2 separate regions of the Homo sapiens genome follow, and region 2 is linked to region 1. Evidence: read pairs that join two places in POLR2A ChIA-PET (ENCODE). Cell type or tissue: MCF 10A. All regions are shown on one strand.

Region 1 (2,500 bases):
TTCCACCACTTCTGCTCTCATCATTGCCTCCTGCAAATTTGATAGTGGCAACATTGGTTTATTCCCAGAAACAAAGGAAGCCAACAGCAGAGCCTCCACTCCTACCATCCATCAGGATTGTTCCTGTATGTAAATGGAGGCCCCACACTACACTCAACATTATTAAACGGTTCTTTTTTTTTTTTTTTTTTTTTTTTGAGATGGAGTTTCACTCTTGTTGCCCTGGCTGGAGTGCAATGGCATGATGTCAGCTCACGGCAACCTCCGCCTCCCTGGTTCAAGCGCTTCTCCTGCTTCAGCCTCCCCAGTAGCTGGGATTATAGGCATGCGCCACCACGCCCAGCTAATTTTGTATTTTTAGTAGAGATGGGGTTTCTCCACGTTGGCCAGGCTGGTCTCAAACTCCTAACCTCAGGTGGCCCGCCTCGGCCTCCCAAAGTGCTGGGTTTACAGGCATGTGCCACCACACCCAGCTCATTATTAAACAGTTCTAAGACACATCCACAATTGTAGATGAGAAATCAGAGTACTACTTTTGGCTAAGATAGTCTCCTACCAGTACTATGGCTATCTAGTTATCTCGGATATTCTGTTGAAAATACCTTCCATCCCAGTTCTTCCAGATTTACAGCAGTCATATATTTCCTTATCCACTAAAACCTAAACCAAAAATGTTGCACATTTGTGTGTGCTTTTATCTGTGTGTGGGAGGTAGAATAAGGAGTCCAGAGAGTTGTGGGATTAAACTTGGCTGAGCTAATATGTATGTAATTCTACCTCTGGCTATGATGAACTACCAGGGACTGGATTTACCTTTTTACCCCCAAACAACTAGAAAATCTGACAAAACATATGAAGCAATGGTTTTAAGACGTTGGACAATGTGGGATTATGATCCCCACCAGAGGGAAATAAATGAAGTGAGCCCTACAATTTCCCCATTTTTCTGCTTGAAGAAGTTTTTAGGTTGCAGTGCAGAAAGAGAAAACCCAAACAGAGCACAGCAGTCTCAATGAGTTAGAGACTGAAGTTTTAGGAAGCCAAAGCAGCTAGAATTTCCTTCAGAGTGGAGGGAGCTACAGAGGGAGAGAGCAGAGCTCTGAAGTCTTCCACTCAGTAGTGATCTGTGCATGAGTCAGAGAAAACTACCTGAGGCCAGAGAAAGAAGCCTGAGAAATCACTACAACAAACAATGCCAAGCATGCAAAAAAGCAGGAAAACAGATCCATAACGAGGAAAAAATAATTGATAGAAAAAAACAAAAATGACAAAGATAATGGAATTAGCAAAGAAGGATGTTTTAAAAAGCTATTACAAATATGCTCCATATATTCAATAAGTTGGAGGAAAGCAAGAATGATCAGGAGAGGAATGAGACAACCTACAGAATGGGAAAAATTTTTTGCAATCTATCTACCTGACAAAAGTCTAATAGCCAGTATATACAAGGAACTTAAGTAAATTTACGAGAAAAAACAAACAACCCCATTAAAAAGTGGGCAAAGGATATGAACAGACCCTTCTCAGAAAAGACATACCTGCGGCCAACAAACGTGAAAAAAAGCTCAACATCACTGATCATTAGAGCAATCTAAATCAAAACCACAATGAGATATTATCTCACACCAGTCAGAATGGTGATTATTAAAAAGTCAAGAAACAATAGATGCTGGCGAGGTTGCAGAAAAATAGGAACACTTTTACACTGTTGGTGGGAATGTAAATTAGTTCAACCATTGTGAAAGACACTGTGGCAATTCCTCAAAGATTTAGAACTGGAAATACCATTTTTGATCCAGCAATCTCATTACTGGGTATATACCCAAAGGAATAGAAATCATTCTGTTATAAAGATACATGCATGTGTAGGTTCACATGCAGCACTATTCACAATAGCAAAGACATGGAATCAACCCAAATACCCATCAGTGATAGACTGGATAAAGAAAATGTGGCACATATACACCATGGAATACTATGCAGCCATAAAAAGGAATGAGATCATTACCTTTGCAGTGACATAGATGAAACTGGAAGTCATTATCCTTAGCAAACTAACGCAGGAACAGAAAACCAAACACTGCATGTTCTAACTTATAAGTGGGAGCTGAACAATGAGAACACATGGATACAGGGAGGGGAACAACACTCACTGGGGCCTGTTGGGGGAGGGCAGTGAGGGGAGAGCATTAGGGAAAACAGCTAATGCATGCTGGGCTTAACATGTAGGTGATGGGTTGATAGGTGCAGCAAACCACCATAGCACACGTTTACCTATGTAACAAACCTGCACATCCTGTACATGTACCCCAGAACTTAAAAATAATAATAATAAAAACAACAACAAAAACACATAAAAATATGTGGGGTGTAGTTAAAGCAGTGCTCAAAAGGAAAGTTATCATATTGAAGAATAATATTTAAGAAGAAATGACTCAAATCCATGATTTAAGCTTCCACTTAAAAAATTATTAGAAGAACAAATGAAACCTGAAGTAAG
Region 2 (2,500 bases), 800 kb before region 1:
ATTATTTATGATTAGGATAAAGGAAATGAATAACAAATTTTCCCTCAGTGTTGGTAGTTTTCTGTCTTGCATTATGTGAGTTTGGGACAAGGTCTGAACAGGTGTGCCTTATGCTGTGAGATCATTGAAAGGCACTCAAAGACACAAGTTTGCCTCATGAGATGAAGGACTTAATTGTTGTCTAGTGGTTTTATTGCTCTGAAGGAAACATGAGGGTTGAGGGACAGACAATAATTTTCATTGATTGATTGACCCTCTTTAAGGAACATCAGTCACTTAAATTCCTAGAATTTGGTTATGACTTTTATTTTTTCTTTTCTGTTTTACGTACAGAGTGGAGAAGAACATAAGGTTTCTTTGACTGAGTTTATTTCTTTTCTCAATTCACTGTGTCAGGCAAATAAAATACAAAGAATGAGACAAAAAAGAGCGGCTCCCATAGACAGAAAAAGACAAATGAACACAGAGAAAAGACTACCTGTAGAGATACAGAGGGCCAAAGAGTAAACACACACAGAGATACAGACTCACAAACAAAAACACATAAAGACAGGGAAAGACACAATCATAGAGAGAAATACACAGATATACTACACATCCAGAGGGAGACACAGAGACAATAGACAAAGGGTCACACACAGATTCAAAGATATGCAGAGGGAAATGAAAGACAAAAAAAAAAAAAAAAAACAAACACCAAAGAAGACTCCCAGAGACACATCCACATAGAGACACACACACAGGCACACAGAAAGACTCATGGAGCAATAGAGATACGCACAGAGAAGCACACAAAGGGCAGAGGCAACACAAATATTGAATCATACATGAAGAGATACCCCAGGAAGAGACACATGGAGAGACACAAATACAGAATCTCCTATATTTTGTAGGAGTGGCCTTTATCACAGGTATTGATATCTGAACTTGTGTTGTTTTGAACAGTCCATAAAACTGTGCATTCCAAGACTGCACTAATACCTGCCTTATCAGAATCACCAGGGCTGAAACTAGAAACGTGTTGTTTCTAAAAACTGCATAGATATTTCTGTTATGTACCCTTAGCTGGAAGCATCTCTTATATCGTAAGGAAAATGGATATGCTGCAGTCAAGAATCGGCCAAGTCAGACACCCAGTCCTACATGACTCAGCGAGTTTGGAGCACAGGTACACAACTCTGCTCATTATGTAACCACTCCATGTGAGGCACATTAGGTAATAACCCAGGTGAGCTCATGCTTGACTCAGAGCCCCTATTGACTGTAAAAGATGTAATTATCCTGATAACGTTGTACATATGGTTTGTGCACACAGCTCGTGCCCAGGAGCCCTCGCACCCAGAGAGAGAGAGAGTAAAGCCATGTCAAAACTGTCCGCTATTCCTCCAGTGTTTTTCCAGCTACCGCCACTCACCCATCAACTCCCCTCAGACCTCAGTTAGAACCTGATGTATATTAAGCCTTCAACCCTCCTAAAGTAGTGTGCATGCCAATCTTTCCCTTACAACTGAATGAGCCTTACTAATACACTGGAACATGGTGCTTTTTCGAAAATTAAGTTTGTTACTTTTGCCAATTTTAGGATTTTTTGGCCAAATTAATTTGTAATATTTAATTATTTTCTACTTACACTTTCAATTTTATATATTTTAGCTAATATTTTAGGTTTCCTGGTTTTAACCTTGTCTACTATTATTATTTTTGTTCACATTCTTTTAAAATATTTTGCATTTTATTTATCTTAATCCTTAGGTTAGCTGTTTTTATTTTCAGGAGTTAATTATTAAATTATTAGAATGTCTTTCATGGCAAGCAATGGAAAAGTCAAATCAAACTGGCTTAACCAATAAGAACATTTTAGAACTCTTGTATATGCAAGTCCATAGGTCAGATGAGCTTTAGGATTTACTTAATCTAAGGACTCTGTCTTTATTTTCCCTGTGATTCTTAGGGAGGAGAGAGAGCAGATGACATCTCTATGTACTAGCTTCATCCGCAGGCTGGTAATCAGGTGGCTATAGTTGTCATAGTATATTTCCCAATGGCCAGCAGGAGAGAGCTCTCCTAAGATTTCCCCTTAAGAATAAGAAAAAGTTTCTCAGAATCCTTTTTTCAAAATTCCCCTTACATTTCAATGATCCACATCTGGTTTTGTGTCCTTTCCAGAACCAATCTCTGTTGACAAGGAGTTCCCAATTCTGCTTAACATACACTTGGATTCCTAAACCAATCACTGACTGGGAGATGTCATTTTCTTAGTTGACTTAACCTAATTAGATCTGGAACCAACGTCCCAAATCACATGGTTGCTACAAATCAGCAGGGTAGATACCAGAAGGAAAATTAGGATGTTAGCAGGGAAAAGAAAAAGGTAAAACAGCTGCTGGTTATGCAACCAGTAATATCCATCATCATTATCATCACCATCATTCATCATCTTCATCATCACTATTATCTTTACCTTCATTTTTCCATTGGTCTCAACACAAACAAAAATCAC

Evidence for each region. ChIA-PET counts read pairs that join two places held together with the same protein. Peaks named below come from ENCODE experiments on the same cell type or tissue, not always from the same donor. Only the 100,000 strongest peaks of a DNase experiment are listed, where the experiment ranks them.
Region 2: POLR2A ChIA-PET joins it to region 1 with 5 read pairs; 1 of 35 experiments calls an interaction of 5 or more read pairs at or near these places.

What each region holds. Positions count from the first base shown.
Region 1 is chr9:32,589,999-32,592,498 of GRCh38, forward strand. No RefSeq gene overlaps it. Among named protein-coding and RNA genes, the nearest start is that of NDUFB6, 18 kb to the left of the region's middle. In MCF 10A, no CTCF peak of the experiment used is centred here; a DNase peak (open chromatin) is centred at 1,113.
Region 2 is chr9:31,789,724-31,792,223 of GRCh38, forward strand. No RefSeq gene overlaps it. Among named protein-coding and RNA genes, the nearest start is that of LINC01243, 410 kb to the left of the region's middle. In MCF 10A, no CTCF peak of the experiment used is centred here; a DNase peak (open chromatin) is centred at 1,188.